Linked DNA regions of Homo sapiens: region 2 is linked to region 1. A link is a loop called in an ENCODE intact Hi-C map of the cell type or tissue named here. Cell type or tissue: IMR-90. All regions are shown on one strand. Region 1 has its middle 50 kb from the start of KCTD12. Region 2 overlaps LOC105370265 (a long non-coding RNA gene).

Evidence for each region. Hi-C counts contacts between places; a loop is a spot of excess contacts. Peaks named below come from ENCODE experiments on the same cell type or tissue, not always from the same donor. Only the 100,000 strongest peaks of a DNase experiment are listed, where the experiment ranks them.
Region 2: it touches region 1 in a loop (4-fold over the local background); 1 of 110 quality-filtered maps calls a loop at or near these places.

Annotation. Positions count from the first base shown.
Region 1 is chr13:76,834,034-76,838,033 of GRCh38, reverse strand. No RefSeq gene overlaps it. Among named protein-coding and RNA genes, the nearest start is that of KCTD12, 50 kb to the left of the region's middle. In IMR-90, no CTCF peak of the experiment used is centred here; a DNase peak (open chromatin) is centred at 1,543.
Region 2 is chr13:76,775,323-76,779,322 of GRCh38, reverse strand. The region is part of intron 1 of LOC105370265 (a long non-coding RNA gene); the gene reads left to right. Among named protein-coding and RNA genes, the nearest start is that of KCTD12, 110 kb to the left of the region's middle. In IMR-90, no CTCF peak of the experiment used is centred here; no DNase peak of the experiment used is centred here; H3K27ac peaks cover 158 bases.

The DNA.
Region 1 (4,000 bases):
ACTCTGTCACGGGTAATCTCAATACTGGAGAGTATAAGGCTTATTAAACACAGAATGGTGTTTGCTGTTCCTTTGGCTCACAACCTCAAAAGCCTCATCTGTTAGCAGACAGCTGGAACACACCCATCACAGCCTCTCCAGTGTTTGTGTTACTAGTTCATGAAGCAGAAAATAAGACAGGTTCTGTATCTTTTAAAACATTTCCCCCCAAACACTAGTTAATCCTCTGACTTTCAAAGGCCAACAAAATTCATCTTTCTGCTGGTGGCAGAATATAGTTTTTTTCCCCCAGACTAATGTAGATGCTGTTTTACTGACATTATGGTTTAACCCATATGACTATAATTTTTTATATGATATTAAACATTTTCAGAATATGGGCTAATTTTATGAAGAAAAATAAAATTATCAATCACCTAATTCAAGCCCCAATTTTTCCTTTTTTAACAAAAATGGGTAAATAATTTTAGATCTGAGGAATTGTTATCTTAAATAAGTCCATAGGCAATTTAAAATATGTTCATAATGTATTCATTTAAGTGAACGATTTGATTGTCTAAATAACAATAACACAAAATAATAAATGGAAACACTATTCAAAGATGGCGCAGCCTTTACCAGTGTTGTTGGGTATGGAGCGGAACAGACTTCAACAGAGAGCAGGCAGGGATGAAGGACTGAGTGGGCAGGAGGGCTTTTTGAGAACCGGTGGAGACTAAGGTAGTAAAACTGACAAGGTAGAGACAGGCAAGTGGTTAATTTGTCTTTAATGGGAAGATGAATGTCCCTACTCCTGGTGACACTGAAAAGGAATCTTGTGATGTTTGTGTTGGGGTATTTAGTAGCACCAGTAACAGGTACCCTGGTTCTGTATCACCCAGAATGTGGCTGCTTGGAAGGCAAGAAATGAAGAGCCTGCAGCATAAATAGCTGGAAGTGAGATTAGCACTTGGGAGCAAGCAGAAGGTATGGGGAAGAGCTGGAAGGAAAGGCTGCCTGGATATTCCCAAGTTTTGACTTATGCAAGGAGAGGTGGAAGACTGAAAATAGCAACAGGAGCACACCAAGGAACTCGTTATACCCTGGGAAAAGAAAGCAGGCACAAGTGATAATGGGTAAACATGAGCTCTGCAGACAGGTGTCTCTCGGGCAGTCTCAACAGCAATGTAGTCTATAAATGTATCAGCCAGGTAGGCTTTTGGCTGTATGTGTTAGAAAACCTGAATTCAAAGGGGGTTGTTTTTCATAGAGGATGCAAAATATGTAGGTGGGTTGTTGTTGGCACTGATTCAGGGACTCAGCAATGCTAGCACCAAGGTCTCTGATTCTTTGGAGGTTTCCTTCATGGCCACAGGAATGGTCTCACAGCCCAGGCATCATTTCTGCAGGAGGAAGAGAGATGTCTTTTCTGGCTGAACTGTGTCACTTGCCATTCCTAGCTGGAAGGGGAACTAGGGAAGAGGCTGGAAGTGGGGTCGGATCATTCAAGCAACAGAGTTTGCCACAGCATTCTTTTCTGATAACTAACCCTTGTAATATAATCTCTTGGGAAGCTTCCCCTTCCCTCTATATTTCAAACATCAAACATTCCCAGAAGTGCTGGAAAAGGAGGGTGTGTGTGTGTGTATGTGTGTTTTTTTGTGTGTGGGTGTGTGTGTGTGTGTGTGTGTATGAACTACTCTGTGATTCCATGAAATTATTCCTTGAGAATTACTGGAATTAATAGACTTAATTATTATCATGGTGCCTTATAATAATGATGATAATGATATTAAAAATGCTAGCACATATGGTTTCCTATGTGCCCAACTCTGATTTACATGCTGCATATAAATTACTTAAAATAATCTTATCAACCTTACATTATGAGATAGGAACTACTATTATTATTCCCATTTTACACATTGGGCAGCTGAGACTTTTCTTTTTCTTTCTTTTTTTTTTTTAGATGGAGTCTCTCTCCGTCGCCCAGGTTGGAGTGCGCACAATCTTGGCTCATTGCAACCTCCGCCTTCTGGGTTCAAGCAATTCTCCCACCTCAGCCTGCCAGGTAGCTGGTATTATGGGCATGTGCCACTACGAATGGCTAATTTTTGTATTTTTAATAGAGACGGGCATGTTGGCATTTTGACTAGGCTGGTCTCGAACTTCTGGCCCCAAGTGATCTGCCCACCTCGGCCTCCCAAAATGCTGGGATGACATGCGTGAGCCACTGCATCTGGCAGAGACTTTTCAATGATTAAATCACCTATCCAAAGTCATCTCACTAGCAAGTGGGGAGACCAGGAGTTTCACCTTGCAGTCTGGCCCAGTCTCCTCATTATTTTGCTCTGCAACTTCTTCTGTTTCTTTTTCTTTCTTTCTTTCTTTCTTTTTCTTTCTTTCTTTCTTTCTTTCTTTCTTTCTTTCTTTCTTTCTTTCTTTCTTTCTTTCTTTCTTTCTTTCTTCTTTCTTTCTTTCTTTTCTGGGCAACCAAATCACAATATATACATTTATTTATTTATAAAATATATTTTATTATGTATATGGAAGGTATACAATACGATGTTATAAGATACATATATATAGTAAAATGGCTACTATAGTGGAATAAATTAACTAACATCTCCCCCAACTCACATAGTTACCCACATTTTCCCCCTGTGGCAAGAGCAGCTATAGTTTACTCATTTAGCAAAGATCTTGACTACAATACACAACTATTAACTATAGTCTTCATGCTGTACATTAGATCTTTCAACCTATTTCTTACATATTTAGTACTTTGTATCCTTTGACCTACATCTCCCCATTTCCCCACCACATGAAGACCCTGGTAACCATTGTTTTATTCTCTAGCTTTGTGTGTGTGTATGTACACACATACATATACATCTATCTATCTGTCTGTCTGTCTGTCTATCTATCTATCTATCTATCTATCTATCTATCTATCTATCTATCTATGTGGAGAGAGAGACAGGGCCTGGCTTTTTCACCTAGGCTGGAGTGCATTGGTTTGATCTCGGCTCACCACAACCTCTGCCTCCCGGGCTCAAGGGATCCTCCCGCCTCAGCCTCCCAAATAGCTGGGACTACAGATGCGTGCCACTATGCCCAGCTATTTTTTTCTGTTTTTGGTAGGGTCAGGGTCTTGCTATGTTACCCAGGCTGGTCTCAACTCCTGGGCTCAAGTGATCCACCTTCCTCAGCCTCCCAATCTGCTGGATTTACAGTTGTGAGCCACCGCACCTGGCCTATCTTTGTATATTTGACCTTCTGTTTTTACATTCCACATATAAGTGAGATCAAATTTTTTTTCTGTATCTGCCTTATTTCGCTTAGTATAATGTCCTCCAGGTCCTTCTGTGTTGTGGCAAATGACAGAATCTCCTTTTTAAATCTTTTTCTTTTTAAACTGTTATACTTACTTCTTTAGCATTTTTCTAAGTTTTATCATCATTATGATTTTTCCTAATGATTAATTATAAAGTCCTGCAAAAACTAGAAATAACATAAATATGGACATTTATTTGTCCTGTCTCTAACAAATAATATCACTGCTAGGCAAATCATACCTGGACAGGTGAGATGGAAGGATGAGACGCTGCATCCAAATATGGTGAAGTTGGCAGGAGAGAGTTGCCTTAATCAGTTTCATTCATCTTGAAAAGTCCAAGTCCAGTACAGATTAGAAGCCATTAGGTAAAGCAGCATGCATGGTTCACTAACTCAAAAGGCAGACAGTTGAATTATTCCAGCTATATATAACTTTAGGTATAATTTATTTTGTCACCTACCTGAACCAAACAGAATTACTTCCTGCTAGTGTTTTTCTTCTGTGTTAATGGTTTTGAACATCTAGACTAAATAATTTAGTTTTTATACTGAGATAAAATTTCAGAAAATGCCAATATTCAAACCAACCAGCTTTAATCTATCAAAATTGAATAAAAATCTGTGTGAGTATGTGAGTGTGCATAAAGCAAGTATACAAGTATAAAGCAAATAACTGAACTGG
Region 2 (4,000 bases), 59 kb after region 1:
AATTTTAGAGAAGACACTGCAGTCATAATGCTGTTGATGCAAGCAAACGTCTTACAAAAAATGAGACTTTTCTAGATTCTATGATGAAGGTGGAAGGTCTGCATTAAATCTGGGTCAGTATCATGTATTATACTCCTCAGTAAACCTACATTATGTTGTATATTAAACAGAGCCTTTTAAAATAACTAACATTCCTTTTGCTGTGGAATGTATCCATTTCCCTTGAGTTGACATGTCTGATCTGTGAGGCTTTGGGCCTTTGCCTTGCAGTTGCTTTATATGGGTGGGATCCAAATGCATGTCAAATTGAATATTGCTAGATGTTGAGAGTTTAGGAGAAAATAGGCAGGGGTGAAATATCTCTGAGTTATAGTTGAAGGTCACTGTGGCAATTTGATTCAATTCAATTCAACAATTATTTACTGAGTGTTAACTCAGCATAAGTCAAGTGGTTTAAATAGAGTGGTCACTGAAGAGTGGTCACTGCCCTTGTGAGGCTCACAACTAAGGGACAGGACAACCCATTCCAACTTGCCTGCAATGTATCTTCATCTTCTGTCATAAACTGTAGGGTTATATAAGGTTTCTTAGAATTCATTAATTGAATCATCTGTTCATTCAATACATTTTGTTTGTTTGTTTTGAGTTCTGTGGTATGTCATGCACTGGTGGTTGGAAACTCTTGATCAGCTCCTGTGACGTCCAGATGAACAACCTGTCATCAATATAATTTCCTAAGATTCTAAGAGTTAAATAGGGTTTGTCTTCTTTAAGTCACCCAAGACCCCAAAGGTCTATGTCCTCTCCCAGGAATAGAAACACTGTTTGTGATGGTGTCTTCATCGTTTTTTGGTACCTTCTATCTGCATGCCATCCTAGTGACCCTCAGAGATCATGTTTCAGAACCATGGAAATTTACAGGAATTAGAAAGCTTGGAATTAGAAGAACTTGGTTTGAGTCCGGTTCTTCCGTGGTCTAGCTGTGTGTGATCTTGGTAAATTGCTTAGCTTTTCTCAATCACCATGGTTCTCATCTTTTCCACAACAAGCTTATAGATATTATTCTATCCATTTTACATTAAAAAATCTGAGGCTTAGCAAGGTTAGGTAATTTTCCCATGAGCCAGGGTTCAAATGCATGAAGTCTGACTTTGGTGTCCATGCTTAAATACTCCTTTATGTATGTCAATTATGAAGAGTTGAACACACTATCTGGTACATAGAACATACTCAATAAAATATAGCTGTTATTTTGGCTATCATAACTGAGAACAAATACAATGGAAATATTTGCTAAAGGTGGAAACAAAACTGCACCAGTTATTTTGGAATAAGGAATCTTTTGTATTTGACCTTGGACCCCAACCACATGTAAGACTAACCTTGACTAGAGTGGCAAATGTCATTTATAATTGAAGGACCTAATTTTTATAATTCTATTTCTGCTGTAATGAAAAATTACACTTTTGACATTTTCAATTAATGCTCTAGATAGCCCTGTATTGACATATATTGTACTAGGACCCTTAAACCAAGAGCTAAAATAGAGAGATGAATCCTTAATCAATGAATTACAGATCCTGGTAAAATGTTAAATTTAAATAAAACATCCACAATTAGTACTGTTTTGAGGTCTTTAAGAATGTTTATATTCTACATGTACTAAATAATAGGGCTAAATGCATGTAGATTTTCATAAAGGCAACACCTATGAAAATCTTTGCCTAATGTTGCACTATTATGTTCAGTATGGAGAGATGCAGTCTAATTTTCTTATAATTTCCTCCCCTATCTTGCTAGCATTTTGTAGGTTAATCCTTTGTTAACACAGCTTCTTAGAGTGCTCTTGTTTTTCACTCACAAGTATTATTTTTTTCTTTATCTACCATAGAAAGATTGTCCTCATTCAGTTGCATTTAGGTAGGAAAGAGATGTTCAAATGCCATGTTTAAGAATGTCTTTCCCTTTCTTCCCCATTTCATTCTGTTCAAGTTTTCTGCTGTATCTGAAATAGCCTCTAAGTCCCCGGGGATGATGAAAAAACAATTTTATGGCAGAAGGTAGAAGAAAAACTATTGTAATTTTTTTTGTATGTGTGTGTGCTTATTTTTCTTTTTCTGAGACAGGGTCCTGCTCTGTCACCTGGGCTGGGGTACAATGGCATGATCCTAGCTCACTGCAGCCTTGAACTCCTGGGCTTAAGTAATCCTCCCTTCCTCAGCCTTCAGAGCAGCTGGAGCTACAGGTATGTACTACCATGCCTAGATAATTTTATTTATTTATTTTTTTGTAGAGACAGGGTCTTGCTATGTTGCCCAGACTTGTCTCAAACTCCTGGCCTCAAGTGATCCTCCTGCTTTGGCCTCCCAAACTGCTGGGATTACAGGCATAAGCTACCATGCCCTGTCCATTTTTTGTATTTTACAACAGAGGATGAAACTTCATTTTTAATTATAATTTTGACCCAAATCATCTTGTTTATGTAGACAAACAGGTCAGTGACTTGTCCACATATCTATCCTCACAAGTCGCTGGGGTGGGCAAACAGCTTGTGATATGTCCAGCAAAATATGTGTTCTGTTTGATTTTCCACAGAAGTATGAAAATCCAATTTAGATAATATCCATTAATGGGCCCATTAAAAAGAATGTTCTTAACCTTCACCAAGTAAAGAAAAACTTATTCAAGGGCTGCTGGCAACACTGAGCTACGGCTTAGGAGATTTTCACCAGCGTGTTGTTAAGATTCCAAAGTGTGGAAGGACAATGAAAAATGCAAATTGGAACCAAAATATTCCAGGTTTTGAATGAAGAAGAAAAACTTATTGCTCCACACTTACATGAACACTTATAAACATGCAAGAAAAATAGTTTGTGTTTTTAGAGGATGTGTCAGTTCTTTGAGCTGAGGGAAGTCAGATTTTAGGCCTGGGACCTAACTGGAATCACTTGTTACTCATAATTTAGTATTTTACTTTTTTGCAAAGTTCATTACCTTTCAAAGTCAAATAAAAATTTTAAAAAATAGAAGACATCCTTGTTTTGCAGCACTGTAAATTAGAATGTACTATGGATTTTGTCAAAAGCAAATGAGAGTATTTGAAAATTTGTTTAAGATACTCTGCTGATGTGTACTCTGGTATATCATCCTTTAAATATTTTTTCTAAGTGAATTTAGACAAATTGACAAATCAGAAATTTTTTTTGGGAACTTGTTAAGAAACTCCAAAGTTGTACCTCTTAGTGTATATTTATTGAAAATTGCAAGAGCCAAGAAAAGGAGAGTTTATTTGGAGTCTCAGAATATATAATTAAATCACTCTGCTTTGTTTCATAAAAGTGACTGAAGACTAACAGAATCCATTTCTATCTCTAGTATGATGCTGTTCATGATAGAGACAATTCATATGATATAGAAGTTAATCTTCCCAATGAAAAAATGTTATAAAGTTTTCTGCTTCTGTTACTGAATCACGATTTTTTCATGTTTTTCTCTCCAGTGCATTTATCCTTACTAGAAAACTCTATCAGAAACCCCCAATCATCTGAGTAGGTAGACAGCCATAAAAGTAACCACATGCTTTATTAATGATGGGGGAAATGGCAGATTAACTTCTTTCTTAAAAACTAAAAGGCATCTAATAACATGTGCTTTGATTTTACCCAGGTATGAGGGTCTGGAAAATTTCTTATTTAAATATACGGGTATTTTTATGGGGCCTTTTAAATCTTTGCCTTAATACTGTAGTTTCCTCCATATGTTTACTGTCAACTAACAGCTTAGAACTGATAAGCCATGTGGAAATGTTTTGTAAAGCTGCGGTTCTTCTTTGTGACTACTGCTTCTTTTATTAAAGTCGAACTTCTTCCAAAAAAGAATGCAATTTGTTTGCATATTCTTGTCTGCAAAATATGGCCAAGTATGGGTACCTTTTACATGATAGGAAAGAGGGTTTAGTTAGGTGTCTTTTAGTGTGATTAGAATGGATGTGACATGCACA